Regions from separate parts of the Homo sapiens genome. Here all the other regions are linked to region 1. The links are chromatin loops, found by intact Hi-C in ENCODE. Cell type or tissue: Calu3. All regions are shown on one strand.

The links. Hi-C counts contacts between places; a loop is a spot of excess contacts. Peaks named below come from ENCODE experiments on the same cell type or tissue, not always from the same donor. Only the 100,000 strongest peaks of a DNase experiment are listed, where the experiment ranks them.
Region 2: a loop joins it to region 1, with 3 times the contacts of the local background. A loop is called at or near these places in 4 of 110 quality-filtered maps.
Region 3: a loop joins it to region 1, with 4 times the contacts of the local background. A loop is called at or near these places in 5 of 110 quality-filtered maps.
Region 4: it touches region 1 in a loop (2.9-fold over the local background); 6 of 110 quality-filtered maps call a loop at or near these places.

What each region holds. Positions count from the first base shown.
Region 1 is chr7:17,127,369-17,135,368 of GRCh38, forward strand. The region is part of intron 1 of LOC107986772 (a long non-coding RNA gene); the gene reads left to right. LOC101927609 (a long non-coding RNA gene) reads right to left here. Exons shown (of 12, transcript XR_007060234.1): 12 at 7,544-8,000. Among named protein-coding and RNA genes, the nearest start is that of AHR, 170 kb to the right of the region's middle. In Calu3, no CTCF peak of the experiment used is centred here; DNase peaks (open chromatin) are centred at 3,093, 4,853, 5,093, 5,508 and 1 weaker place.
Region 2 is chr7:17,058,286-17,066,285 of GRCh38, forward strand. No RefSeq gene overlaps it. Among named protein-coding and RNA genes, the nearest start is that of AGR3, 180 kb to the left of the region's middle. In Calu3, CTCF peaks have their summits at 4,959 and 5,255; no DNase peak of the experiment used is centred here.
Region 3 is chr7:16,981,512-16,989,511 of GRCh38, forward strand. No RefSeq gene overlaps it. Among named protein-coding and RNA genes, the nearest start is that of AGR3, 100 kb to the left of the region's middle. In Calu3, a CTCF peak has its summit at 1,312 (motif pointing right); DNase peaks (open chromatin) are centred at 1,290, 2,000 and 4,310.
Region 4 is chr7:17,005,973-17,013,972 of GRCh38, forward strand. The region is part of intron 1 of LOC105375170 (a long non-coding RNA gene); the gene reads left to right. LOC124901595 (a long non-coding RNA gene) reads right to left here. Exons shown (of 4, transcript XR_007060239.1): 3 at 7,052-7,186. Among named protein-coding and RNA genes, the nearest start is that of AGR3, 130 kb to the left of the region's middle. In Calu3, a CTCF peak has its summit at 3,286 (motif pointing right); no DNase peak of the experiment used is centred here.

The sequences.
Region 1 (8,000 bases):
CTTTATTCTTTCTATTTCAGTATTAGAGAATTATATGGTAGTAGCTTCTTATATGGTAGATCTTCCCTTAGGTTCGCTATAATTGCAGTTTTGGCATTAAGGCCAATATTGGCGGTGACACTGATGAATTTGGATTATCCTGAGATTATGAGATATGTATGGGTTTGGGCATATTTGCAGTATGGTAACGTCATCAAAGGATACAGTTTATGTTTCTTAGCAACCTAGAATCGATCAGCATCTTGATGCAATTTTATGTGGCTCTTTAATTGCTGATTTTGTAGTGTTCGAACCTTCTAATGATGTAACAGCTGAAAGAGGATGTGCAAAAAGGCATTGTAAAAAAAAACTTTTTGGCTGCTTTTTGTTGGGCACCAAGGAAACATTTTGGCTGTATCTTTCCATCTAAGTGAAAAGAACTAAAGAAATGTTCTTTCTTCTCCATGCAGTGTAACTAAATTGTCTGGGAAAAAATCAGCATTCACATGTCTTGGACAAGTGAGAAGAGTGCTGTTTACCATCTTGCATCATTAGATATGACACTTTTATCATGCTCTGAAAAGATATAAAATAGGTCATTGGAATAAGGACACAGTATGGAAAATAGATGAAATCAGATAATAAATTGCAAATCTGTTAAGCCACGCTCCATTTTTATCCTTCTCTTTTTTCTTTTTGTCTTCCCCTGTGGCGTGGAAGAGATACTTCCCTTCACGTCCTGCCTTTTGCTTCACCCTAGACAGATGCTCTCCCAGAATCCAAGATAATACATGTTTGTCCACATGGTAGACTGCACTAGCCTTCTCCAATGTAGGATAAATGTGCCCGTATGCTACAAGGAAACAGAATTATTGAATCTGCTCTTGGCAAACTAACACTTTTTTTTTTTTTTTTTTTTTGAGACAGAGTCTCACTCTGTCACTCGGGCTGGAATGTAGTGGTGCGATCTCCGCTTACTGCAAGCTCTGCCTCCCGGGTTCACGCCATTCTCCTGACTCAGACCCCTGAGTAGCTGGGACTACAGGCCACTGCCACCATGCCCGGCTAATTTTTTTGTATTTTTAGTAGAGATGGGGTTTCACCGTGTTAGCCAGGATGGTCTCGATCTCCTGACCTCGTGATCCACCTGCCTTGGCCTCCCAAAGTGCTGAGATTACAGGCGTGAGCCACCGTGCCTGGCCAAACTAATACTTTTTATTGTGTGCCATAGGTCCCATAATGCCATTTGATATTAACCATCTCCAGTAACATCAATAGTTGCAGGAAATCAGTAGAAAGGAAGGACTATTGAGAGAACAATTTGGCCATCTCTTTGCTTCCAGGTATATTTGTATCACACTGCAAAGCAAAAATAGGCTAAATGTTGAAATACCGATGTGGAAAACTATCTTTAAAATGCAAATAAAATTTGGAAGTTTTATTCCATCGTTTGGGCTATTTTCACTTGCTCTGTCCTTGAGGGCAGCACAGCAACATGGTCACCCTTCTTTGAATAAAGACCAAATTGTTTTAATGGATCTTCATCTCATAGAAGAGGTAAAATGGCAGAGATGCTTCTGTGGTTTGAGTATTTGTCCCCTCTAAAACTCATGTTGAAACTTAATCCCAGATGTGGCAGTATTGAGAGGTGAGGCCTTTAAGAGGTGATTGGGTCATGAGGGCTCTGACCTCGTGAATGGACTAATCCACTCATGCATTAATGGTTTAGGAGGTTAACGGATTAAACAGTTATTGTGGGAATGGGACTGGTGCCTTTATAAGAAGAGGAGAGAACTGATCTGGCACCTCAGCCCCCTCGCCGTGTGATGCCCTGCACTGCCTCAGGACTCTGCAGGGAATCCCCACCAGCAAGAAGACCCTCACCAGATGTGGCCCCTTGACCTTGGGATTTCTCAGCCTCCATAACTATAAAAATATTTTCTTGATAAGTTACCCAGTATCAGGTGTTCTGTTACAAGGAACAGAAAACGGGCTGAGAGACATGCCCAGTGAGGATGGTGGCTAGGAAGTGAATGACACAGTTGCTTTCTGCCTGCTGCTTTCTTGAACAGGGAGACACTTGTCTAAGTGATCTGCATTAGAGGAGTGCAGATCACAAACAAAGACGGATTTATGTGAGTAAAGAATTATATATACCCTAAAGCAATGTCATTATGGCAATTATATTTAAGGATTTTGGTAAAGTCTTCAGAGGAGTATAAACTATTAAAAAAAAGGAAACAGCTGTTAGAGGGGTTTATATCTTAAAATAACAAAGGTACTTGCATGTGTGAAGAATGCCAACATCTTAAAAACATCTTCAATATAATTGATATTGATGACTTTTGTTTTCACTTCCCAACCACCTCTAAATAGTTTCAGTACTTCTGAAACTTTATTTTATGTTTTTAAGTGTTTTTTTTTTTATAAGTCTTCCCAGTTTGGTCTACTATATTAAGCTCAATTGTGAAGTTATTAAGCTCTTGGAATGGGCCTAAACTACGAAAATTTGAACAACACCTAGAAGAAATTAATAGTCCCATAAACATTTTGCCTTAAAGTAAAAGATGGTTCCAAGATGTCCAACCTGGGAAGAAAGATGATAAAAGTGACTGAAATAGGATAAATAGAAAAAAAATTAATAGGAGAAAAAATAATTATTTTAGCTTGTGGATAAATATCTGTTATAGGACTTCTACCTGTGAATGTTTAATGGCAGTTGGAAGAATAGATTTGGACACGCAAGAGTTAGGAGTAGAGATGCCAGTTTAATAGGCATCTACATTCTCTTGAAGGTTCGTAATAGGTAAGTTTACTGTGATCTTTCTCTCTCATTCCCTAGCCTCTACTCAGCTTTGCTGAATCAATTTCTTCTCCCGAAATTTTGATATTTTTTCTTTCTAATATGCTACATTATACTTTTGCATGCAGCATGAGGGGTTAGGGTCAGGGAGAGAGAAAATGAAGAGATTTCTGTTTATTTCTGTTACTCAGCTAAGTATCAGAAACACCACAGGGGGTTAAAAAGGATGTCTACGGAGGTGCTTGCCTGAGAAGTCACCAGAGGAATTGTGTGCAAACACAGAAACCCTTTGGTAACATGAGCTGTGTTTCCTTGTTAAATTGACCCTGCTGTCTGACACCCTCTGTTGCTACTGTTACATCACAGCTAGGTCAACATCCAGATTCCTTTACCAACTATGTGAGAATCTACTAAAAGCATTCTCTAATAATACAGTCAGCCCTGGGAAAGACATCTGAGCTTTAATTAAGCAATGTATGTGGGGGAAAATTTCTGGTATCTTGTTTAATAGACAGGTGTAACATATTCCTCTCTCCAAATATGCTTTTAGATGACATGGGGTAGGTTTAGAGAGATTTATAACAAAATGAAACTGATGTGGCAGTAGAATTTGTTAGCCCATTCTTTTATGTTTCTCAGCAGAGATCTTTACGTGGTAAAATGTCAGATTAGGGCTCAGCGTAATGATTTTTGGAACATGATAATGTTATTTCAGAACACTTCATTTAGAAAAATATCTTTGTTCGAATACTTCCTGATATTAATTTAATTTGCTTTGGTGCTCGTGGGTTATAGGAAGTGTAGCTGCACACTTCTTTGCACTTGCCTCACAAAACTTCCAACAGAAACCAACCAACACACATCTCATTAATCTTCTTAACACTAAGCAGAAAAGACCAAATTGAAAATACGGCGATCTTTCCATGAATGCACATCAGGACTGGTTTGTTTATCTCTGAGCAGGCATGTGTGATGAAAACAGTATGTCATTATGTAGCTTCCTAAGTGGAGAGCTGGAACTTTGTGAAGAACAAGGAGCCTGCCGTGAGGTTGGAAGTTTTTACTTCTTTGCGCTATCATTTCTATTGCTTTGACTGTGGTATCTTCCAAGTGTCAGGAGTTACTTCTTCCCTAAAAGAACTCTGGTTGGGCTGGGAATATCGGCTCATGCCCAGCACCTTGGAAGGCTGAGGTGAGAGACTCAGTTGAGGCCAGGAGTTCAAGACCAGCCTGGGCAACATAGTGAGACACCATCTCTATAAAACAAAACAAAACAAAAACAAAAACAAAGATCCCTCAGGCAGTTTGTTGAGAATAAAGCATGTCTTAAGCCACATGCCTTTATTTTTTTACCCTTGCTCTGTCTCGTTAAACTGTTCTCTCAAAAAAATTCATCATCTGAAGTTTAATATTTTTTATGCTTCATTCCACAACTTCTTAGTGAGTTTCTAAAATTAATACAAACAACAAAAACCTATGTCACGAATGGAACACAAGCAAATAAGGCTCAGACATTTAAAAGCCGATGGCAATGTACATCAGGATAAGATTATGTTAAAATAAGGATTGTAGACTCTGTGTGATAGTCTTCGTGCTTGATTTTGTGCTGATTGTAGGATATAAGTATAAAGATAATAATCCAAATTAAAGTGCCCATCTACTGTAACACAAGCTATTATCTCTATATGATATCCAACACACGACAGATATTTGATAACTTATGACAATAAATATCCTAAGTTCTTACAGCCATATGAAGCACCTAGAATTACCAACTATGAAGCTGTTAGCCATTTACACTTGTATATTAAGTTAAATATTTATTAGGATTAGAAGTCAAATAGAGGGCTAGTAGAATATTGGAAAGTGTGTTTTCCCTTTGAGTGTAAAGCTCCATTTGGGATGGAGTGTTGAGTGGTAAAGTCTTTTCAGCATGCTTTCTGAAAGTTTTCTCTTTACTCTCATTTTCACCTGGGTAAAAAGAATGTAGGAATGATTAACAGGGTGGTTAATGTGTAGCAGCTGAGACAAGGTTCTACAGATATAGTGTGTAGTCTGGTAGGAAGAACCATGTCCCCCTCCACCCACTTTGTTCACCTCCCAATCCATGGAAACTATGAATATATTACTTTAGATGGCAAAAGGGACTTTGCAGAGGTGATTAAATTAAGAACCTTGAAGTGAGAGGATTAGACTAGAATATCCAGGTGGGACCAATCTAGTCACCCCAGTCTTTAAAAGCAGAGAAACTTTGCCAGCTATGGCCAATGAGTGCTATGTCGATGGGAAAGTCAGTAGGATGCGACTTGAGCGTGGAAAGGGGCCACGGGCCGAGGAATGCGGGCAGCCTGCAGAAGCTGAAAGCTGGAAAATGCAAGGAATGGAGTATTGGTGAGTTGAAATTGGCTTAATAATTCCCTAATACTAATGTGCACAACAAACTCATGGACTGCTTGTTTAAGATGCATATTTCCAGGCCCCATCCCAGGCATTCTGATTCATTCAATCTAGTGTGAGGCATTAAAATCTGTAATTTAACTCCATTTCAACAAGTGATCAAGATAGGCTTTGAAGTCCATTTTTGTTTGATCTTATTAAAAGTAAGTTGCCATATTTAACATTTAACAGTCTTATTTTCTATTTTTGTATTTCAGAATCAGGGAAAAGTCCTCTCTCCCTCTCACACGCACATGCTCACAGGCACACATGCACTCACACACACACATACACGTTCTCTCACACACACACACAATTACTCTTGACTGCTTTCTGTTAGTTGGCATGATGTCATCTCTCTAGAGAGTCATAAATTTTGGACCTCAATGTTTGAAAACTGAATCGGGAATACATGATTAGAAAGATCAACAATGTCTTCTCCCAGGACATTCCCATATGTATTTGTTTAATCTGTGTTTTCTATGCTGGACTGTAAGCCCATCAGAGTGAATCAAACAGGTACATCAGTCTCATTAGCAGCTTCACCAGCTAATGAATGTCAGACACCATTAACCAAGAAATACTTTCTATTGAGGAAAATGGAAACTACATGAGGGTAGTTTGTTGTAGGGGAGATGCAAGGCAGGGATAGATTGGGGAAATATGACCCAGAAGAAATGAAATCACTACCTTGTAAAGATACCTGCACTCTCATGTTTATTACAGCATTAGCCACAATAATCAAGATATAGAAACAACCTGGGTGTCTATCGCCAAATGAATGGATAAACTGTGGTGTGTATATACATGTATACATACACAATGGAATATTATTCCACCTTTAAAAGGGAGATCCTGTCATTTGCCATAACATGAATGTACCTGGAAAACATATTAAATGAAATAAGCCAGACAGAAAAGAAAAATATTGCGTGATCTTAGTTATACATGGAATAAAAAAGGTCAATGATACAGATAAAGAATAAAACAATGGTTACCAGGGCAAGGTGGGAAGGAGGAAATGGGGAGATATAGGTCAAAGGATACAAGATAGAAGATATGTAGCATGAACAAGCCTAAAAATCTAAGGTATAACATGAGGACTATAGTTAATAATAGTATATGGCATTCATTATTTTTGCTAAATGAGAGATTATAGCTGTTCTTGCCATAGACAAAAAAAAAAGAGTAACTATGTCAGGTGATGGATACGTTAATTTGTTTCACTATAATAACCATTCTACTATATATGTATCTCAATGCTATCTTGCATAATTTAAATATACAAAATACACAAATTTAAATATACAAAATACAAAATTTTTAAAATTTTATTTTAAAAATGAAATGATTGGAAAGATATTTAGGAATTAAAATCAGCAGATTTGCCAATCTAATGAAGGATTACAGAAAACTATTCTCAATCTGTAAACTAGGTTGTTGGATGGAGATGATACCTGCAAACAAGGAAGAAGCACATCAGGTGGAAGGCTAATTTTGTGGATTATGTGTTTGAAAGGCCTGTGGGAGGTGATAAGCAGGGAGTAATTGCAGATGTATTTAAATCTAAAATGCTGCAGTGTGATAGCAAAACAGTGGCCCCCAACGATAACTATGCTGTAATTCTAAGAACTTGTGAATGTTATCTTACATGGCAAAAGGTACTTTGCATATGTCATTAAGGTTAAGAACCTACAGATGGGGAGAGTAGCTGGGATTACCCAGGTAGGCCCAATCTAATCATATGAGTCCTTTAAAGGAAAGAGTTAGCCAGCTGAAGAGAATCAGACATGGCAGCAGCATTGAGAAGGTGGGGCCCTTCTGTTGCTGGCTTTGAAGATGGAGAAAGGCAGCCCCGAGCCAAGAAATGCAGGCAGCCTCTAGAATAGGCTGGAAAAGGCAAGAAAATAGATTTGCTCACAGAGTCTCCACAAGGAACCCAGGCCTGCTGACCACCTTGACTTTTGGCCTGGTGAAACAGATTTTAGACTCCTCACCTTCAAAACTATAATAAAGTCATGCCATTTTAAGCACCAAGTTTATGATAATTTGTTATAGCAGCAATAGAAAACAAATATACCAACATCCTTCCTGCCACCCCCACCAAAAGAAACCGAAATGTATGAGACTTATTGACACAGCTCTCTTGGGCCAGGTTTTCTGGAGCCAAGAAAGGAGGAAACTCTTCTCATTAATTCCCTTTGTGGGACATTTTCTTAATTGTTGGTCTGGGTTTTCACTGACAGAAAGCTGCAGAGTGAACTGTTGGGGAAGTATTCTTTGGTGCACACAGAAAATCAAGACACATTTATATTCAGTCAATGACAGAGTGAAAACCAGACTTCAAGAGAGAAATCCACACTCTCTGAGCCAGTTCCCATTCTCAATATGTAGCAGTTTCAATTTGCCCCATCACTAGTGAAACTCATCTGAGGGCTTCCTGAGAAGTCAGGTGAGCTGCATCTATGAGGAGTCTGACCCCGGCAGATCTGTGAGCATGGACATGTTTAGAAGCAATGTTCTAGGCTGCATAGTTTTTTTTTTTTTTTTTCCTATCTCTCTTCCTTGTTCAACATTACAATCCACTCTCAAGTGTGTATGGAGAATCGGAAAAGGGCCTGTCTGGCCACTGTGGGAAAAAAAAACAAAAAGAGTACCAGGCGAGACCACAGTGATGGTACTTGAGATGGGCACAAGCTGAGAACGTGCATCTAGTGAAGTGGCCTGATGTTTAACCTTGTGGTTAAAAGGGGGTTATGGGCTTTTGGGTGGATAACAATCT
Region 2 (8,000 bases), 69 kb before region 1:
TATTGTGCCCTGGAAAGAATATTAGAATTAAAGTAAAGAAGTCTGAGTACTCCTTCTTCTCTTGGTAGATGTTTGCTTAACCAAGCTATTTAACTTTTCCAAGTATTGAGTTCTTTGTGTGTTAAGTGTGGTATTTGGGCTAAATTCTCCTTTTCGGTTGTAATATTCTATGAATCTTTGAAATACTGTATTATAAAAGGATGCAAGAATCAAGGTTCAGAATCTGTTAAACAAATCATGTCAAAAAGTACAGAGATTATAAGGGCCAATTTTGGAAAACAACAGACCTGGTATTTTTTGAACAGGTAAAAATAATTTTTTTAATTGAAGGAAAGCTCAATATATTTCAAGTAAAAAGACACATAGAAAATAGAGGAAAAAAAATGGTGATATAAGCCACACAACGATAAACCACTTTTTATTTTTTTTTCCAAGAAGAAATGAGGAGATGAGTCACCAACTGACTCTGTGACCAAAAAGTCATAGAGGAAATTCAGAAACAGAAGCTGGATTAGGGGAACTGAAACAATCATCAAAGAAATAAAGTATGCATATTTATTTTTCATGGGATAGAACATTGTGTACTTAGTTGCCCCAATTTTGCTGTTTTGTTTTATGGGTTTATTTGGGGAAAAATAGCCTATTCAAATTTAGGTGGAAATTATTAGAGATTATTGATAAATAATTTGAATAGTCATTAAATTGTAATCTCTTAAGAGATAGAGAATTTAAAGCTTGTTTATTCCTGATACCCAGTTATTAAATGTATTTGAATCTGTTTCTATACCTGCTCAGTGATCAGTCACTAAGCCTATTACTGAACACCTCCAATAACAGAGGTCTTAGTATCTTCTGTTGCTGCAGTTTAAAAGACTTACTGTATTTTCACACAGAGGGCTACTTTATATGGAGAGATTATTTTACAGCTGTCCTTAAATGGTATCTTTTTTTTTTTTTTTGGTTGGTTTAACTTCACAATATGTATGCCTGATTTTCCTCCATTTTATTTACTGTTGTCAATGATACTTTTAAGGATTACTACTTACTGAGAGTGAGATTACATGCTTATATTTCATGATTTGGGGGACCAATACTCTAAATCCCATATGGTGGGCTCACAGAAAGAATAACTATCTATCTGATTGCCACCGGAGCATTATATTTTATATTAGTTGACTGAATACAGTTTGACCAGATCATGGCAAACTTGCTTGTCTGTTGGTTCCCTACACATATGGACCCTTTTATATTCAAGGACAAAATGAAGTCACCAAAAGACAAAATTAAAGTATTTTAGAATATGGCTGGGCATGGTGGCTCACACCTGTAATCCCAGCACTTTGGGAGGCCGAGGCAGCTGATCACCTGAGGTCAGGAGTTCGAGACCAGCCTGGCCAACATGGTGAAACCCTATCTCTACTAAAAATACGAAATTTAGATGCGTTGGCATGCTCCTGTAATCCCAGCTACTTGGGAGGCTGAGGCAGGAGAACCGCTTAAACTCAGGAGGTGGAGGTTGCATTGAGCTGAGATCGTGCCACTGCACTCTAGCCTGGGCAACAGAGCAAGACTCCATCTCAAAAAAAAAAAAAATTCAGAAGACATAGTTAATTTCAGTTACTTCCTCTTTCTGTTTTTTACCTTCTTCATTATAGAGCGTTTCTCCCTAAATCTGAAAATGAATACTCTGAAAAATTACAACTTTAGATGTTTTGCTATAGGAACAAGATCAATATTTACTCAGATAAAATTTACTACTATTCTGTTTGTAAATAAGAACTTGAAGAAATGGATCCAAGTTACGTGGTTACTTATATAGAATGATCAAAAACAAAAGGGAACTGGATAATTCTATTACATTTATGGAAACGTAGGACCAGAAGGTTAAGTGTGAATGCACTATGTGCTCTAGGTTATGTTGAATCTGACACCTTAATCCTGGCACCAGCAGTGAAGTCCTTGCCTTAGGGCCTTAAGGGTGTCCCAGCATTCAATGCACTCAATGCATTTTACTTAAGCCATGCAATAATGAGGCATCCTCATATTTTCTTTGAGCTTTCAATCAAATGATAAGTAGAGTTTTAGTGAAGATTCTCATAATGTGTTCATTTCTTGCTATGATAACTTTTCCTTATAAGAAATACGATCTTACATTCTCTCCCAACTGAAACTTTTGACTGTGTCATCTTCAATAAAGCAATTCATTCTATATCATATGTAGAATGCTCATGTTTTTTCTATCATTTATTATGTTAAGCATGAACTTGAATGAAATGAGCAATTTTTGTAGGCACAAAAGAGGCGTGCTGTTTTTGGAGAGTTTGACAGCTTCCCACCCAGAGGTACCTTTTAACGTGACGGTGAGCTGGAGTGCCCTCCTCTAGGGAGTAATATTAGCAGCATGTCCTTAAAAGCACGCCTATCACCTTTTTATTGCCTGAAGAGGTCTTCAAACCTTGGCCTTCTGCAGATCTGACCATTCACCTTCATCTTTTTAATTTCCTCATTATGTAGGTCAGTGAATAGAAGTACTCTGTTTCAAGCAGGAAATCTCAGGACACGTAGTGTAGAACCAAGAAATTTGTTACTATCTGATTTATTAAGTCTATCACATAAATCACAATACTGATAACCTAAAACATAAATGTTGTTGTCTGTGTGTTGCAAAAATTTTGGTCAACTTAATATTTAAGAGGCATTTTTTCTGCTGCTTGATTATTTTGTTTACTAAATATGCGTCACCTTTATAGCTTTTTTATTTTGTTTTGTTTTATTTATTTATTTTTTTAGACGGAGTCTTGCTCTCTTGCCTAGGCTGGAGTGCAGTGGCGCGATCTCGGCTCACTGCAACCTCCACCTCCCGGGTTCAAGCAATTCTCCTCCCAAGTAGCTGGGACTACAGGCATGTGCCAACATGCTCAGCTAATTTTTGTATTTTTAGTAGAGACGGGGTTTCACCATGTTGGCCAGGCTGGTCTCAAACTCCTGACCTCAAACAATCCACCTGCCTCAGCCTCCCAAAGTGCTGGGATTACAGGTGTGAGCCACCGTGCCCAGCCTATAGCTAACATAGGTAAAGCACCCATCTAATTTCCACTTTAACTTATAAAAAAATAGAATAAACTAGTAAACTGTATAGTATGTAAAAAGGTGATAGGTGCAATGGGAAAAGGTAAACAGACAAGAGAGTCAGAGCACTCTAGAAGGTGGGGAGGAATGTTAAAGTACTTGTAAATAGCCATCAGGAAAGGCCCAATTGTAGCTTGACGATTAAATGCATCAAATGTAACTAATACTGAGTTATTCCTAGTAGAATATCAGGGTGTGTGTTTGTTCCTATGTAAAAGCTGTTACTCATAGACTCTGGTCAGGTGCATAAAAAGGCTGCACTTGTCTAGGAGAGCACTCAATATTTCCTTAACAGGTAGATGTAAAATGACTTGGTTATTCATCAATTTCATACTAGCCAGTACGGAAGTTGAATCAGAAGTATTACATTTTAGTAAACTGAACTAACTTCACTTTTATCACTGTGGCAGCTAACTTTCTTCTTTTGCAGATGACGATAGTGAGATAAAATACCTAAAATCGAAGAGCAGATGGAGGTTAAGAAAGTACATCATCATTGCTTAAAAAGTGAAAATTTCATAATTAAGCTGTATTATTGAAAATTAATATTTTTAAAAAACATAAAGTTCAGCCACTTAAAAACCCTAATTCAGTGTTTTACTTGCATATTTGAGCAAATAATCATGCTGTTTTATTTTATAGAAGACATTTCATAAACCTCATTTTTTTCATTTCTGCTATGCAACTTCAAAAAAGAAGCCAGAAGATTACCTAGCTGAATCTAAACCAATAAAATGTTTCAACACATCACATCTCACATCCATAAAAATACCCATTTTTAATTTTTTGTCTCAGTCACTTGAAAAGCCAACAGAAATGGGGCTGTTTATGTTCAAGATAAAGCAAACTAATCTTTATAACATGAACGTATCAAATACATTTTGAAATTTAAGTGGACATTCCTGGAACAGATTAGTTCACAGATGGATTTATTTAGGTCAATGTCCCTCACACTCTTTCTGAAAGCAGAGCCAACATCCAGAGAGTAGGACACAAATATTAATGAAAACTCACTTTACTTGCCCTTAGTTGAATGATGTTCCCTAAATCAGCTCACATTTGAAGTAGTCCAGTTAACTCCTCCTGAATGTAGCTCTGCTTTGGTTTATAGTGAAGGGCGGTATTATTTGAAATTGTTTTAAAAGCTTTTAGCCTTTAGCCTTACTGCAACTCACTTCAGTAGTACACAGAAGTGAAGATCTGAGGAGGTAGCAGACACAGTTATTTGCTCACTCTCTACCCACTCATCCAGGCTTTCTTCTTTGCTCATGGAGCCCCAAATTCGTTCAAGTATTTACCTCTTCAAGAGCTGGGCCCTTTCCTTCATTTTAAGAGGAAATTCTGATTAGTCTAATATTTAAAGAAATTCATTTCTCCTTAACACTAATTCGTTTAAGTGGTCAAATTCTGGTCAAGTTATTAGGAGCTTCTGCGAGTGTTGTCTTTCTTTTGAAAGGGACTTTCTGGCTCTCTCTTTCTGGTCATTGTCTTCTCAGGATATGCTGCCTAGAACTGCTGCAGCTATCACATGACCATAAAGTTTTACTTTAGGATGAAGCCAGCACCAAGAATGGCAAAGCAGAGATGAAAAGGACCTACTCTGATAATATTCTTTAGCTACTGCCTTAATTAAGCCTACTTCTGGACTTACTGTTCATTCATTCATCAAATATTCACTGAGGGCTTGCTATGAACCAAGAACTGTTCTAAGTGCTGGGGGTATAGCTTTAAAAAATAGAAAAAAAATCTCTGTGCAATGAAGCTAATATTCAAGTAGGGGGAGCTAGACATTAAATAGAATAAATAAGATATATATGTATATATATAGTTGTTAAAGTGATTAATGCAATAAAAAAATAAGATGTGGAAGTGTAAGAGGCATTGGAGTTGTACATAGAGTCATCAGGGAAGGTCTTAATTTGAAGGTACCATTTTATCAAAGAGAGAAAGATGTGAGAGAATTAAATTCTCTAGTGAGTATCCGTCCCCTGTTATTTGCTCAGTGTACACTTACTGACATTGATGTCATGGGTAAGTTACTCAGTTTTCATAGAAACTAATAACTCCCTGCCTCTCCATACATGTGTATTTGTGTATTTGCATTTCTTGACATTTGCTATCATGCCTAATTCAAATGACTTGGGCAAGTGGATTATCTGTGCCTGTGTGCTGGGACAAACTTTTTGCTTTCCTCCATTTCTGAATCAACTTCTTGCTACTTCTGGCCATTCAGTTCTAATAAGGAGAAGAGAGAAGGCATTTGCAGGAGGACATTGGAATGAGTTTTATTTTATCTATACCACTTTCCTCATAGTAACAATAGCTAACATTTATTAAGCACTTACCATTCTCTGGATAATATTCCAAGCCCTTTGAGTTTATTTTCTGTAATTCACTTAGCAGTCTTATGGAGGTTTATATTAGTATTATTACCATTTTTTCATATTGGAAAACCAAGGGCAAAAAGGTTAACTTTGCAAAGGTCACAGAGCAAAAGGTGAGCGTTGACTCACAGCAAGGGGTTGGATTTCAGAGCCCCAGAAATTAGACATAAGATAAATATTTGTACTTTTCAGATGTTAATAACTTTTATAGAGCTTATGAAAAAAATGATCATATTCACTGAGGTATGGAAAAACCAATGCAACTCATGAAAACCCAATAGTCCTTTAGCACAGTGAATACCTAGGCCATTTTTAAAGCTAGTTGTGTTAAAACTGGATACAAATATGCAGTCATAAGTTTAGTAAACACATATTATAATAAAATTGCTTACTAATCTTTATTCTTCCAAATTTATATCCCATGAAAGTTAAGGAGAACTAACAATGTTGATTCAGTTGGCAGCTAAATTACATACCCTATGTATTTTCCTGTAATCTATTAAGAGGGATCATTGCAACCACAAAACTGTAAACATGTTTACATTTAATCCCCAATCTATTTCTAAACTTCTGAAAAAAATAAGCATCTGTAGTAAAAGTTTCCAAGAAAAATTCAGTGATTAGGTCATATCTGATCATGACTCTGGAGAAGGGAAGGAAAGAATGGTTTCTGGAGAAGAAACTCCAGATAGGAGAGAGGACAAGGAGAATTGAACTTCTATTCTGGTTGGAGGGACGGCTAGGAGTAGAAGCAAAAAAATGTGTGAATGAGCTCTAGGATATGATAAAATATTTTCCAAAGTGTATGCAAGATATTAATCCCCAGGGTATTAACAGGCTTTTGGTTAATAACCAAATAAAAATTTAGTTAAAAAATAATTTTGTGCAGACCCAAAGTATCAGATCTTTAATGCACTAATTTGTATTATGAAATTTCACTTGAGGGGACATTTTACACTATGTTTTCTAAAGTTATTTATCCAAGGAGAAATTGCCCCTCCCCTGCTTCCTTCTATAGGGAATCTTACAGGACTAGGATTCCATAGTAGACACGTTAAGAAACACTGAAGAGTGACAGAAATATCTGAGCATAGCTGAACATTTTATTGTGTGCCTTAGAGAGTTCTCCAGAAACTAAGAAAAGATGGCTGCTGTGGAAAAAGGAGAAATAAGCTGAATCATCCCCATGCATGATCCTAGCACTGGGACTAGAATCTTCTTTAGAAGGTCAGCTTCATTAGAGAGGCTCCTTGCTGGCAAGGTGGTGTTGCCAAGTAGCCAGGCTGTTAGGAATCACCTAAAGTTCCCAGGCAATGGTTGAGTCCTTATAACTAGCAACCAGATCATTAAAACTTCTGTGTAGAAAGTAAGTAGAGAATATTTCAAATATATAAGTGAGGGCTTAATATTTTCCTATTAAATACTTCATTTTATGTTGTCATGACCTGTTTGTCCATGAGTTTTCTCACGCCCCATGTGCTCTAAGCAATGCTTTGCCAGTTAACATTTTAGCTATAAAATGAGCCTCCATGGCATACCAGTAGAGTTCTGCACAGATTTCAGATCTTGTGTTAATGCTAGCCACCAGCCAGGCAATGTAGAATTGAGTACATGTGGCTGTACATTTGTACCAATATTCTTTTAGTCCAGATTTTCTCCTTTTTATGTATCGCAATCCTCTTTATAAATAACACTTCCATATTTGAAAAAATTGGTCAATATTTTGCATCCTTTTCTCAGTGATACTGAGAGATAGGACTAGCTGGATTTTCTAGGCTAAGAATTCCTAAGCCTAGCTGGGGAAGGTGACTGCACCCACCTTTAAACACGGGGCTTGTAACTCAGCTCACACCCGACCAATCAGGTAGTAAAGAGGGCTCACTAAAATACCAGTTAGGCTAAATGCAGGAGGTAAAGAAATAATCAAATCATCTGTCATCTGAAAGCACAGGGGGAGGGACAATGATTGGGATATAAACCCCAGGCATTTGAGCCAGGAGTGGGCAACCCCCTTTGGGTCCCCTCCCACTGTATGGGAGCTCTGTTTTCATTCTATTAGATCTTGCAACTGCACACTCTTCTGGTCCGTGTTTGTTCTGCCTCAAGCTGAGCTTTCGCTCACCGTCCACCACTGCTGTTCGCTGCCATCCACCCCTCCAGATCGGGCAGGGTGTCCGTTGCGTTTCTGATCCAGCCAGGCAGCCGCTGTGGCTCCCGTTAGGACTAGAGGCTCACCATTGTTCCTGCGCAGCTAAGTCCTTGGGTTCGTCCCAATTGAGCTGAACACTAGTTGCTGGGTTCCACGGTTCTCTTCTGTGATCCATGGCTTCTAATAGAGCTATAACACTCACCGCATGGCCCAAGGTTCCATTCCTTGGAATCCGTGAGGCCAAGAACCCCAGATCAGGGAACAAAAGGCTTGCTGCCATCTTGGAAGTGGCCGCCACTATCTTGGGAGTGGTCCGCCACCATCTTGGGAGTGCTAAG
Region 3 (8,000 bases), 150 kb before region 1:
AAAGTCATTCGTATTTTTCACAAGCTCCCTAGGAGGTTCTTGATGTCCATTAAAATGTGAAAATCTTGGTCTGGGGGAAGGGGATTGACACGATGGGAAGGAGAGGATGTCACTGTATTTCATTGACAGTTAACTTCCCTCTTTTTTTTTTTTGAATATAATTTTTGTTTTTATTTCAGATTCAAGGGGGTACATGTGCAGGTTTTTACCTGGGTATATTGTGTGATGCTGAGGTTGGGGCTTCTAATAATCTCGTTGCCCAAGTAGTGAATATAGTACCCAATAGGTAGCTTTTCAACCCTTGTTCCTGTCACTACCTCCCCACTTTTAAAATCTCCATTGTCTGTAGTTCCCATCTTTGTGTCCGTGAGTACCCAATATTTAGCTCCTACTTATAAATGTGAATATGCAGTATTTGGTTTCTGTTTCTGCATTAGTTTACTTAGGATAATAGTCTCCAGCTACATCAATGTTGCTGTGAAGGACATGATTTCATTCCTTTTTATGGCTTTGTAGTATTCCATGGTATATATGCACCACATTTTCTTTATCCAAGTGACCACTGCTGAGCACCTGGGTTGATTCCATATCTTTGCTATTGTGATAATGCTGCAATAAACATATGAGTGTAGGTGTCTTTTTGGTAGAATGATTTATATTCCTTTGGGTATATACCCAGTGATGGGATTGCTGGGTTACATGGCAATTCTGTTTTTAGTTCGCTGAGAAATCTCCAAAATGCTTTCCACAGTTGCTGAGCTGATTTGCATTCTCAACAGTTGTGTTGTGTTTCCTTTTCTCCCCAACCTTGCCAATGTGTTATTTTCTGACTTTTTAATAATAGCCATTTGGACTGGTGTGAGATGGTAATCTCATTGTGGTTTTGATTTGCATCTTCTGATGATTGGTAATTTTTGAGCACCTTAACTTTGAAAATCTTCTAAATTAATTTGACATCACCAGAAAATAATTTCAGAACAGTTTCAATCCAATATTATTGTTTAATCTTTCAAGTCTGACAAACATTTCTTTCCAATGAAAGCACAATCTCAATTTACTAAGCAACCATAACTATGAGGCAAACACACTATATTTTTAATGTGCGCCGTATCCTGGGGGTTAAAGATTATATGTCTCAATTTAACATATTTATTTACTTTCTTTTCCTTTCCTTTTTTCTTCCCTTTCTGCCTCTCTCCTTTTTCCATTCCCTCGCAGTCACTCTTTTTTTTTTTTTTTTTTTTTTTTAACCTTCCTTTCTGTTTTCCTCATGGTGCAGTGTTTCAGTGTGACCAGCAGAGGACACTATGCTGCAGCAAGTCTGGGCATCAACTATCTAAAAGATAAATTGCTGATTGAATTCAAAGAAGATAGATTAAAACAAGCTTGTAAATGTTGTTAAATACATGAATGCCTACTGCATTTTAATTATGGTGATTTACATGGACCTACCATGATCACGTACTTCATAAAACAAACTTTGCCTTAATAGCTGCACTTAACGATGTACTCTTTCCTTTATGAGAATTTAATTCTCTGAATATGATATGTTTTTAAAATAAGACAAACTCAAACCAGTTGCCAATAGATCCTCAGCTCCTCCTGAGGTCCTTGTTTTATGGGTCTGTTCTACTGTGTAATTGTTTAGTTTAACTTGGTAAACATGTCAGTTTTCCCAGGATAATTAGGTGGATAAACAAAATGTTCAAAAAGAAATGGAGCCAATTAGACTTTTTATCAAAGACATACACACAAAAAAGGCTTTACAAATGAGTGGACTTTTCCTTAGAGGTTTGATCTTAAATTAGAGTTCCTGGAATTTACAAGGGACCAAGGAGGCAGTTTTCCTAAATATAACGAAATCTTAATTATCTGGGGAGGAGAGCAAATGAAAGACACAAACTCTCACATGCTTTGAAATCATACTTGGGTGGGAAATGCAGAGAGGCATGAGTTCAGTAAGAGCATAATTTTATCCCCACCTGCTCACAGCCACTTTTAAACAGGTTGGGCAACTGGAAGAGAATGCCCTGTGACTTTGGGTAATTTTCTTAGAGCTAGCTCAAAGTAGACAGGTACCCAACATATTTTTAATACTATTAAATAGGTGGCAGTACCTGTTGTGGACAGTTGTGTGTTGTATAGATGGAGACTTCAACAATTGTTTGTTCTAAAATCAACAGTCCATTAATATATTGGGTGCTCTTTCTGTAGAGCTTAACGGTGTTTTAAGAACCATATCACTTTATTCTATTTCTTATTTTTGGTCATTGAAAATAGACTCTTATTTGGAGTGTAACATATGATCTGACTTCTCTATCCAGATTTTGTCTCATGTTTTCTGCTACTTCTCTATAAAGATAGTTTGGTCCTCAGGTGTTGGTTTATGTTGCTGTGATTCAAGACTTGGTTCTATTAGTACAGAATCCAGACATACGTTTGTTTCTCTTTGAAAAATTTCATAATGTAACCCAGTGAATAAAATATTTACCAATATTTTTTCTTTATCACTTCTTACCACAATTTTTCCTAATTATTATTCTTTTTTAATTCTGGAAAGCCACTCAAATAAAATATCTTCAGAATTAACAAAATAAGTTTCTAAATTTAAGGATTCCCACAACTACCTCCTGATTATATAGTAATATTATATAGATACTGCCACTTCTTCACACTTTAAGCTTGTGTACATTCTCTAAATTTCTGTATTTTTATGAGCTTCATTTGGGGTGGTAATAAAATATGATCCAGAAAAAAAGCCCTTTTATTCTGTAATTATAGTCTCTGTTTTTCTACATAGTTCTCTCAGGATTTCTTCACCTTGCTTCCAGGCTTGTCTGAATTTCTAACTGCTTTTTCTATTGGTTGTCTCAAAGTCTCAGTATAGTACTAAAGTGCTTTCTATTTGTTGCTATATCCATTACCACTGACAACCTCAGAAATCTTTGTCTCTTGGGTGCCATAGCAATAGGCTTGACACAGCTACCCAGTGTCTTGTGAGATTAATTCATCATGCATTTAGGACAGTAAACTGTTGTTTGACATGTAGGAATTAATAAGTGGGTAGTGTACAAAGCCTTTTGTTTTTATTTGTGGAGGGGACTTTAAAAGGGAAAAGCTAGGATCATAGTCTAGGCCATGTATAGAAAAGATTGCTTGACAGTAGTTACGGGGTAATGCCTGAGAGTCCTCATGTTTGAGACTGGTGTGTGCTAAGTGTAATGATGTAATCTGAAGAGAGGGTGGCCGCTTCTCTCAAAATGGTTTTATGCTAGTTTTACCTTTCTAGAGACCCACATCTACACTCAATATTGCAGCCCTTGAACCAGCAATCTAGGGACACATTTTCTAAAGAGTCCTTAAATAGTTTGATGTCTTTACAAGGATTTTTTAAAATTTTACTTTTTTTTTTGCTTGTCTTTAAAAAATGAAACAGCTGTATTTTGAATAGAAATTTGAGAATAGCAAGGTATCAATAAATAAATAAAAATCATCCTAAATAAAAAACCAAGGAAAACCCAAAACCCTATTCAAGTTTGAAGATGTAAAAAAAAATATATATATATATTTGGGTAGTTGGGTCGGCAGATGGGCAGAGACTTTGCTATAAAAATGTGATCATACTATAGTGCTATTTTAAAATAATGAGTTTACATTTAATTTTACTACAATTTAACAGAAGAAAGAAATGAAAGGAACTGAAGAAAATGCTACACTTCAGATAAAAGTTTCTTTACTATAAAAGGTACTATGCTATAAAGAATCTCAGATTTTTAAAAATACATTTAAAAAACCTACCTATGGGCTGGGTGGCATGGCTCACACCTGTAATCCAGCACTTTGGGAGGCTGAGGCAGGTGGATCATGAGGTCAAGAGATCGAGACCAGGCTGGCCAACATGGTGAAACTCCGTCTCTACTAAAAATACAAAAATTAGCTGGGCGTGGTGGTGTGTGCCACCTGTAGTACCAGCTACTTGGGAGGCTGAGGCAGGAGAATCACTTGAACCCTGGAGGAGGAGGTTGCAGTGAGCCTAGATCACGCCACTGTACTCCAGCCTGGTAACAGTGAGACTCCGTCTCAAAAAACAAAACAAAACAAAAAACAATAAACAAAACAAAACTACCTGTGAAAGAAACTCAAATCAATTGGAAATTTCTTCTAAACTCTGGGCTTGATGAATCGATCTCAACTTTTCCTTTTATCTCATGTTCTTGGAATGAATTCTTAACTAGATATGAGTTAATATGAGCCTCTCCTTTTGCAAGAAAAAGGGCTAGTTGCATCACCTAGGAAAAAGGAGACAGACCTTTCCAGCATTGTGAACAGGTACCCAGGTGTGAGTAACATTTCAGAGCCCATATCAGATAAGGGTAAACAGACTCTAATTCATTCTTCCCTCCCTGCATTGACTCTCAAAGTGGTAGACACTCAATAAGGGCTGAAATGGACTGAAGCCAGAGAGAGGTGATCTCTGGATTTTTCCTCCTATATTCCTTGTATTTGGCCTTTATCTGGCTTATGGTTGAATTCAGGAATGACACAAGAAGTTGTGGTTTTCCCCATTGGATAATGGTCAGAGTCATCCCGGTGACTTCTCCTAAGCTAAGGATAACTATGAGTTAAAGATAACAAAGAAGAATATGTTTTCATCCAAAGGCTTGTTGTCATCTGTGTAAAACCTCAGTGAGGGGGGCTAAGCAATTACCAGTAGTGAGAGGGCAGGGAAGAGAAGCACCTGGCTCCAATATTACCCAGGCAGCCCCTGAAATCTTACAGCCAACCACTTCTCAAGAAGTCTCTCAAAATAGAATCTACTAACAGAGAAGTCAGAAGTTACTCTATGGCCATAGCAACTGGGTTCAGAAATCAAAGAATAGCAGCCATGTTGCTACAGGATCTTGCACCCTTCCATGCTTGCTGGAGGTGGCAAGTGTGAACAATTTAGCATTTTTGTCATTAGGGTTTTTCTGAGGAATATATAATTTTTTATCAGAACAGGTGGGAAATCCTAAGTGAATTCACAACTTTTTGTTTGTTTTTTGTTTTCCAAATAAGACTATGAAATCCTCCAATTAAAAAAAAATTTCTGTTCAGCAAAAGGTTTATGAGACCAACCTCAGAAACCAAGCTTCCAAATCTGATGGCAACATTACTAAGTTTATTAAATTCATGGTTTCATTAATAGTGAATTGAGCTGTAAGCAAATGTCATGGGTGGAAAGATCAACAGCATGGTCTCTGTTATATTATATATATATATTATTATATATATATATAGTATATAGTATATATATATTTTATATATATATATAGTGTATATATATATATATAGTGCCTTAATTATATTATGTGGATAATTGCATAAGAACCATGTAATAATACTACTGAACAATGGGTACATTGTCCTTTCAAAATGAGGAAGTACACAGTTTACAATGTTGCCATCACAAGTTGAACTTATGGGGACATTAGGTCCTATGACTTTATCCAGAGAGTTGGATTCATCTCCTGCTAAATGGAAAAAAACTTCAAACTTTATTCCACATCTGTGCTATTCTCACCATATCCTCCTTTGCACGGGTATAACAGGAATCAGAGCTGAAATTTGGACAAAGTCAAAATCTCTATTCAATCTTTAAATACTTAACGAATATTGATTGAAGAACCAGATGATTCTCAAAGATAGTTCTCCCCAAGGATGAGAAATAAATGATCTCAACCTTGTAAATTTTAAGTTTTGTTAGGTGGGATTAGAACAGCCCTTAGCCTAGAGCTAATTTGTCTGCCTCTTGAGGTGATATCCTTCTGAATGCTCAATTTGATGTCCTGTGACTTATGAAGTTTCTCCACTTGGGCTGGTGGGAACCCAGTCTATACCTGTCCCCGTGTGATCTTCAAATATTGATCCCGGAGGGGCTTCTTTTGCTAGACTTGCATAGTTTCTCCTCAGTTGTGTGCTGATCAGAATTCAGCTGAAGGCTCAAAAGGGACCCTCTGCACACCCTTGTGTGTGGCTTTCTTTTGGGAATCTGCCTATGAACTCTAGCTGTCTTGGCCTCCCAGCTCTGTTTCCTCAGCTCTGGGACTCTACCAGTCTCCTCCTGGGTTTCTATTCCCCGAACTGTGGCCCAGAAACTCTCTCCAGGTAGAAAGCGGGGTCAATGACAGGGACTTCACTTCTTTTTTTTTTGTTTCCTGTCTCTTGGGTCACTGTCCTATGCTGCCTGATGTCCAATGTCTGGAAATCACAGTTTCATATATTACGTCCATATTTTTAGTTGTTTCATGGGAGGGGATAAATTTAGTCCCTCTTGCTCTGTCTTGTCTGGAAATAACCATGTCAATTTTAAATTAGAAAACATTCTTTATTGCTGTCTCTCTTAAAAATTGCCTATGACTCCAAACAAATATTATCTTTTACACTGGTGAGTTGGTTTACCATCTTCTGCTTTAGGGTAAGACGTTGTCAAGAGAGAGTGTCAAGTGTCAGAGAGAGTTGACAGGACTCCTTAATGGTACTACAGATGTCTCTAAAAAATTAGTTAGTTACAGGTTGATCACTATGATAAATAGCTCCAGTGTTGAGTTTCACTTCTATTTAAATAAAATAAAATTTAACTTTGAAGATTAAACTTATGGACTTCATTTTATAAGGTCTCTTCTCTCTCTCCTCTCTTTTAGAATAGCTGCATCTCTAGAGCACATAATGATTGCATATTCTCAGAGGTTACTTTTAGGATATGTAATCATTAGCAGATCTGTGAGTGTAAATGCAGGTCACTTTATTCTAGGCTTGTGTTTTGCCTTATCCAGTTTATTTTTATTTTTATGTTTTGCCTTATCCAGTTTTAATAACAGGTCCTGGATCATATACTACATATTTAGAAGAAATTAGAGTAGTATCTATACAGAGAGATGATGAGACAATCAAATTGAATAGGCTTTATGCTTTCTTTAACTTTCCTTTTGATTCCATTGAAAGCTCTTTTAAGATGTGTTAAACTTAAAACTTATTTGTGGCAAGTGAATATGGTATGTGTGTCCGTGTATGTACAATGTGTTGAAAATGAAAACATGACTGGCACAGATGACATGAGTGGGAACACTGCAAATTTGGTGAAGTCCTAAGAATTTTAGAAGAAAAAGACTTCTCACAAACAAGGCATACAACTATACAAAGTAAGGATGTGTGTTAGTTTCTAGAAAAGTTATAAGAAAATGGGAGAAATGTCATATTATTGCTACATCTTTCACATAAAGAGACTTTCAATGACCTTTTTTTAAAATTGATTTTTTATTGTATAAACTTAAGGCATACAACTTTAAGCCTTTTAAGCAAAGCTTAAACACACTGTCATTTTGGGAAACAGAAAATACAAATATGAAGAAACAGTAGGTAAAAAAATACTTTGGGATGATGTTAGGAGTCAGGGGACCAGATACAGTGGCTCAATATCTTAAAAAGTCACTTACCTTGTGGTAATCCTGCTATAATCTCACTAGAAATTTGGCAAAGTATCTCTTCATAAGCATTTGTTTTTAATTTAATAGGTCTCCAAACTACTCAGGATAATCAGATCATATTTTGGTTAACCTCGATGTTAACCATGATAAAGCCATTTGGTGCTCATTTTTTATCTAAAAGATGGAATGATTTTTTTTGACTGCCTCTCCTCTTTACAAGTCAATACATTATTTCTTTCTTCTTACAGTTAATCTGAAATTTATTCTGTTTTATAAACCTATGCCAAATAACCCCACTAATAGTAATGTGTTAATTTTTTTCTAATTATTACAGTATTTATAGCTAATGTTATCCAATTATATATATTGGACTGGATACTGCCTTGCTTATGTATGATACTTAAGTTTTGTCAAGTCATTTACAAGGTTCTTGAATACAGAGTCCCTATAGTTTTCTTCTATATATTTTTCTTCTTTCTATTAGCCCACTACTAAGTTGAGAGTAGATGCTTGATAATTTGTTGTCTTGAAATC
Region 4 (8,000 bases), 120 kb before region 1:
AATCATTTTTCTTTTATTGTCTTTAACATCTAGAGCTGATATTGAAAAGTTAAAAGCCATTCTCATTGTTGGTCTTTTGTATGTGACACACTTCTGTTCTCTGAAACTTTTAGTATTTCCCCTTTTCCCAAAGTGGTTGCATTTTCCAGGTAGATGTTCTGCTGTGAGTTCCTTTTTCTCCATTGTTCAGGTTACTAGCTGGAGCATCTTGATCTGAAAACATGGGTCCTTCAATTCTGGAATAATTTTTAGAATTATTTCATTGATAATTTTGTCTGCTTATTTGTATACCCTCCTCACTGAATCCTTATTATTCACCTGTTAGACATCATAAATAAGTTCTTTAGGTTTATTTTTCTCTTCTTTGGCCTCCTTTTCTTCTCTCTCTCTCTCTCTGTACCTCTCTGTCTTTCTCTCTCTCTATTCTCTCACTTCCTTCCTCTCTCCTTCCACTTTCTAATGTTTTCTTTAAAGTTTTCTATTTTTACCATCATATTTTAAATTTTAAGAGATAATTTGGATTTTTGCTTCTATTGTTATTTTAAAATAAAATTTTATTCTTGTTTGTAGATATATCTTCCTTCATTTTTCTGAATAATAACGAATTTTGTAAAATTTTTACCCTCTGCGTTGTCATAATGACCTCCATTTTGGGTTGCTTTCATGTTAGAGTTTTGCCTAAAGTTTAGTAATCTTTGGTTTGGCTGTTTATGTTAACAAGTGTATCATTAAGGAGCTGATTGCAAGCTGTAGGCAATTTCATGAGTCTTGTTGAATGTAGGCTTCTCAGTAGGAGGGTATAATTTGGTTATTTTTGTTGAGGAAACACCTGATATTATAATCATTAAGGTTTTTTGGGGGGATAGTTGGATTCCTGAGAGAAAAATTTTCCAATGCCCCCACTGTACAGACAAAAAATGAATAATCGAAACCGACCTTGTCCAACCTATGGCCTGTGGGCCACATGTGGCTCAGGATGGCTTTGAATGCAGCCCAACACAAATTCGTAAATTTTCTTAAAACATGAGATTTTGTTATGATGTTTTTAGCTTATCAGCTATCATTAGTGTTAGGTAGTTTTCTTTGTTTGTTTGTTTGTTTGTTTGTTTTTATATATGGAGTGTCACTCTGTCACCAGGCTGGAGTACAGTGGCACAATCTCAGATCATTGCAAACTCCGCCTCCCGAGTTCAAGTGATTCTCTTGCCTCAGCCTCCCGAGTAGCTGGGACTACAGGCACACGCCACCACACCCAGCTAATTTTTGTATTTTTTGTAGAGACGGGGTTTCACCATGTTGGCCAGGATGGTGAAATCTCTTGACCTCGTGATCTGCCCGCCTCAGCCTCCCAAAGTGCTGGGATTACAGGGGTGAGCCATCGCACCCGGCCAGTGTTAGTGTATTTTACATGTGGCCCAAGAAAATTCATCTTCTTCCAACGTGGCCCAAGGAAGCCAAAAGATTGGACACACCTGATCTACACAAATACACTCACAACATTGACAAATTTCACAAATATAATATTGATTTAAAGACACAAGATAGAATGGAACTCATATGATGTGGTTCCATTTTTATGAAGTTCAAAATGGTGTAAATGTGTCAGTTGTGACTGCATTCATAAGTGGTAAAATTATTTAAAAGTTTTCATTTAGGGTTTCCTGAAAGCAGAACAAGAGTCAAAGGCTTATGGCAAATTGTTTATGTAAGAAGAGATCTTAGGAAGCAGGGAGACTGAGAAAAAAAAAGGCAGACCAATATAAGTGTGTATTTTCCAGGCCACTGATAAAGACAACAGGTTGTATTACACCAGGATCTCTGAGGGCTGGACAGATGCCTTCCAGAATTAGGTCTGATGAATAGGAGGTTGGGGAATTTATCCATCAGCTCCTATTTACCATTGTGAGGGGGTTGTACTCTGGGGTGATAACTCCCCTTCCTATATGTGGTGGTCTTGGAAATTTCTTGGAACAGAAAAGCTGAGATTGCAAGCCAAGCACTTCAGGTGCAGCATTGTCAGCATTAACTGAGCTTACAGGTAACTGTCCAACAGAGCTGTGATTGCAATTAGAGGCGGACTGAGGAATTGTGACGCACAGCCCAAAAGTGTCTGCCACAAAAGGCAAGATTATGACTAATAGCAGACTCAGCATTGCTGGTTATCCCTAGCAAGGAGGGAAAAATTGTAATGGAAAAGGTGTAAACTATGGGCATGGAGGTGTTTTGGAGTGCTGTAATACCTCTTGATTTTGAATTAAGCAAATATTGCATTGTAACTTTTTAATTGGATTTATAACAATTGGGTTATTATGATGGAACCCTTAATAATAAAAGAGGGAACTAGATTAATGGTAACAGCTCTGAAGTCCAAGTATTTAGCCTCATTTCTATATTCAAATTATGTATGATGTGGATGGGGCATTCGTGATTTTATTCAACGAGACATTAAAAAATAATACAAGAAGATAAACTCACAGTTCTGCTGAGTACTGAGAAAAAGAAAGATAACATGGAATACACTTAAGAGACTATATAGTTTTGGTGTTTGGTAATAATGGTCTGAATTAGTGTGGTGGCAGTGTGAATGCAAAGGAAATATTGATATAAAAGCTCTTCAGATCAGTTTGACTTGATGAAGAAATCAGCAGATATATTACTGAAACTTAAAACTATCATTTTTCTCAACCACAGAGAATTGACTATGCAATTTTCTATGTGTGCCACAGTATTCCATATCTTAGACACACTTTGATTATAGCTCTTATCTCACTGAGTTTGGAACACGTGTATACCAGTCTACCTCTCTATTTCAAAGCCAACATTGAGAGGAGAAATTATGAGTTTCTTAAATATATTAGTTGCATAATAATGTTCATTGAATGAATGAATGATTTAGTGCAATGGCTTAAATGAGACTGAAACCCAAGCTGGGTATTAACTTCATCAATGAGACCCTTTGCTAGTGCTAATATTGAGCTGTAGAGGGAATAGGGGAATAGACAGAATGGTGATAACAGATGAGATTTTTTTTTTTAATTGCCTCTTCTGCAAAATAGCAAAGGTGTGCTTTTCTTTTACTCAGTGGATCAGGCAGCTGTAAAGATAAGACCAATCTTCTTAGTTGGCATTTTGGGTTTTACATGGTTGGACAAGAAGAACAGACTCCTTAACTTTTATTTTCTGCCATGAAATTGGGCTTGCATGTGAATTTGTCGTCTCTTACTTGCTACTTTAATCCAACCCTTCCTATAGGGGGAGCTAAGGGATTTCAGTACATTAGATGTAATAAGTTCACTGTTGGCTGAATACAGCATCACTACTTTTATATTAAAAATATCATAACACTATCAGTAATGTTTGTTGAACAGATGTAAATGACTGGGATTTTTTTGTCACCTACCATGAGTGATTTACTATGTCGAGAAGTACCCACAGGGTAGGATGAGTGAGAATGGATATTAGGACCCCGTGTCAGTCAGATAAGCTGCTACTCCTGGGAGCACAGTTTCTGAGAAGTTACCCAAGCTCAATGTCTCGAAACTAAAAAAAGGGAAAAAATACTTCTCAAAATCTATGCCAAGGAAAATTATTTCATAATCTGTATTTTGGTATTGTCATAGTGAATGGGGTAAGCAAATAACAATACAGACAGCATGTGCTTTGTTCTAACATTGCCAAAATTAGATCAGAGTCTGGGATAAGATCACTAGCAACAGACATTGATTTTTCACATGGTACCTCTTTGGTTGCTAAAAATGGTGCATAAAACTGTTTTACTCTAATCAACATGGTCTACATCCTCTTCCTTTTCCCTGCCTCACTCTCTTAATGACACCTTGGCCATTTGAAAACAGTAGGATAGTCAGCAGCAATTGTTAATAGTGAACAAGATCATAGGGACTACCTCTCTGTGATAACAATTCCATCTTAACTTTCAGGAGCTTCTGCTTTTTTTTAGTATCATGAATGTCTGATTCCAAAGAAGCTCCTGCTTATGGCCCATAAACCTCTGCCATAAAGTCAGAAATGCTGTGCTCACTTCACAATAGGCAAAAACTACAGTTTAACAAGCTAGTTGTTCACCTCTCCCCATCATACTTACATGATGCTTTTACCTTCTTTGTTTGTGTACTCCCTAAGAATGTCGTATCTGGGCTTTAAACACCTTAAATGACTCAAACTGTTGTGAAAACATTTAAAACTATTTGAAAACAGCAGGTTAGTTAGAAAAAGGAAATGGAATGTAAGAATAGAAAGGGAGGGGATACAACTTGGAAAAATATACTTGTCACACCAGTCTTGTTTACACTAAAGACTCAGCAGTGTTTTAATAGATGAAACATAAAGGAACTTAAATTGTATCTATTAAATACACTTTATTAAAGTGAACAAACTATCCTACAAAGAGCAATTGCTAAATTTTTGGATAACTTCATTCTTCATCATAGAAGTGATATTAAAACTTTAGTGATATAATTTTACGAATTTAATTGCTTGTGATTTATCTCATTTTATGTTGAACTTTTTTCATAGAATTTTCTTCTGCTTTCTTTAAAATTTCTTCTTGGCCAAAAGAATCATCAGTAAAATTGAGAATGGAGAAAAATGAATTGCACCTTTCATTGTGGTTTGCTTTTACAAGCAATAAAAGCCACTGTTTTTTCCTCCTTTAAATAAGGAAAATGAATTTGGCTTGATGGGAAAGATTTGTGGGTCGGGGAGAGTAAGGGAGAGGGAAGAAGGAACAATTTTTATTTTGTTTTTGGGGATGGAAACAAGGCAGATGCATTAGTATCATCAGTGATACGGTTTCCTGTGCTTTGCTTACTGACATAGTGACTTCCTGTGATTGCCTTAAGGGCTGTGGAATGGAGCTGCTGGTGTACTCCCTGACCCTCTGCTCTACCCACATGCCCAGGAAGGGCAAGGTGACTGACATTTCTCCTCTATAGAAACTTGCTGTCTGTACCCCCAATTTCTTCTCCTCTGCCCTTTAGTCCCCTGCTTCAAGGGAATGGCAAAAGATTGCTTTGAAGGTTAATTAGGATTTCACTTTGTGTACAAGAATGGAAAGGGGAAGGATATATAGAACAGGGGAGAACAAGATGTTTGCATACAAAAGCCACTGGTAAATCAGGTTTGGTAGAATGGAGTTTGCACAGAGAATAAAGAATGGATTGCAATTTTCAACTGAGATCATAGAAAATATTTTTTAAAGTGTAACTATTTTTAGGAGGTGTTAGTGTCAATCTCTCAGGAACCATTTTTATATATAACATATGTGTAATTACTTCATATAGTGTGAAAGCTTTATACAAATCTCATTAATATGAGATATTATGGTATTAGCAAGATTGTATGAGATCATGGAGATGGGGTAGAATATTTAAATGTTTCTCTTGATCTGCATACTTCACACTGTTTATAAACTAAGAAGTAAGATTAATTTAACATTTTAAATTCCCTGTTTAGATTTCTATGTTGTCATACATTTTAGTGTCTATAAAAATAATAGCAATCCTGGTTATTTTCCATTAGTCAACCATAGTGCATGTTAAAAATCTGGAGTTATTTTTTGTTGCCTACCCATCTTTTCCAGCTGATCTTCTTCTTAAATCTAAAATATTCTATAGCTATTTCTTCTTCTCTGTATATTTTTAGCAATCATCCTATTTCATGCATTGTCACATCACTTCAACTTTTTTTTTGTTTTTTGAGACAGAGTCTCACTCTGTCACCCAAGCTGGACTGCAGTGGCATGATCTCGACTCCCTGCAACCTCCACGTCCCGGGTTCAAGCAATTCTCCTGGCTCAGCCTCCTGAGTAGCTGGGACTACAGGTGCCCGCCACCACGCCTGGCTAATTTTTTTTAATTTTTAGTAGAGACGGGGTTTCACTGTGTTGGCCAGGCTGGTCTTGAACTCCTGACCTCATGATGTGCCTCCCTCTTCCTCCCAAAGTGCTAGAATTACAGGTGTGAGCCACTTCACCTGGCCCACACCTAAACTACTACAATAGTTCTTCAGTTTCTCTATCTTCAGCATTTTGTACTCAAATCCATATTTCTCAAAACAACTTAAAAATCTCAACACCCTTTTCATCATTCAAACTAAGTATATGCAGAGACTTGACTTACAGCTGAAGCAATAAGGCAGGAAATAGGAGGTACAACTTTTCAAAAGAATAAAGTAACATTATCTTTAAATGAAGATAATATGATTGTGCACTAAAAAATCAACTGAAGAGTTATTAGCATTAGTAGAAATTTGTTAAAGTGGCCAGATACTAACTAAATTTGTAAAAACCCATGATTTCCTTGCCCTTCAGGCTCAGGGACAGATCTACTTGTGCTTATGCACTCGATGAAAATGGTTTCATTGCCTTCTGAATCTCACCAACTCCGTCATGAGACCCAGGCCAAGAGGTTGGGCAGACACCTTGACGTATCTGATCACTGTTCTTCTTCTTTTTTTAGCTAAGCATATTTTCCTCAAATATAACCTGGTCTGCAGAGGTGCAGCTCTGACTTCAACATCACCATTAATAACTTCATCACCAAGCAATTTTACCTTCTTGGAGCTGAAATGTCAAGCATCACCACTTGTGTGGAGGGACTTTGTAGAGCTAAAAAGCCTACTGGAGTTGTTTCAGAACAACAAAAAAACCACCCCCCAACAATTGTTGAAGAGTATTTCATTTGTGTAATAAAAGAGCTGAAAAAAATATTCCAATTGAGCATTCTCTGGACACCCACAGTCCCTTGGCCCTGAAGAAACAGTTGACCTTACTCTGGGATGGGGCATTAACAAAAGACAAAAATTAAGTCCTGAGAATCAGAACTAAGAGTCAGAAATACGCAAGTGGTTGACATCTTTGTGTCTCAGCTTTCTGACCTATATCCTAAACATGATGTGTGTGAGACTCTTCATTTGCTGTCTATGAATGTATAAATGTTATAATGTAAGAATGAAAGAGAGTTGTGAACTCCCTTGATTCTGCCTCTCTTGTTTGTTCTTTGAAGCCCAAGTGCCCACAGATACTCAAACTTACTTTCTTAGGATGCTTTGAAGATATGTGAGGAATCTCAGCATCATACCATGCAGGATGGGGTTTTCTTCCTTCTTCCCTCTTGCTGGCTTTCTGGAGATAAGTGTTTTACCCACTCCTTTCCTGAGACCTTGTCTCCTAATAATTAAAAAAAAAAGGGTCTGGTAAAATGGAGAAGCTATGAAGTGACTGTGCGTCATAATTCACTGGAATTATGCTAGTGATAAGGTGGTCAGACTTATCAAGACATCAATTGTTGGCATTGTTGCTGTGTCTTTCCGAGGCCAGATCAGCAAAGGTTGTTCCCTTCGATGCTTTTCTCCTACTTGAGGAGTAAAGGACATCAAGTGTTAAGGGGAAAGTGGGTGGATGATTCACTATGAACTTGAGCCAGTGGCTGAAAGAGGTTAGATTATAGAGGAGGGTGGCAGAGGATGGGAGAGCAGGGAGGAAGGATTTTCTGCAGCTCATCTGAGGTGGGGACTGATAGGCATTGCTGAGAGCAGAACAATATGTTTATGCTGGTGTTCTTGTTATGTTAGAACAAGTTCTTCCTTTTGGTAACAGATTACACTTTTCTAGTTTTCCACTAATAAGGGCCTAATTAAGAGGATTTATTTGCAATTTGGGCTACTGGTCCTGATTTCTTCCCTTTGCCTCACTCCACTCATGTCCTTTACATCAGCAAAATGGGTGTCCTTTATTTCTGTATGCCTGGCAGGGAGGAGGAGATAGTTTCTCTATCTTGGGTCAGTTGATTCTTCTATACTCAGCTATCTCACAAGGAGGGGTGTGCATCCTGGGGAAGCATCGTCCATGTATGCAACACCTTTGGCGTGAAAATTCTTGAAGGAGCACAATCAATTCTGAGGCTGCCCACAAGACCTGACTAGAGTGGGGACAAAGTAGTCTAGTTGCCTTAAACCCATTCAGGTTCAATGACTGAAAGAGA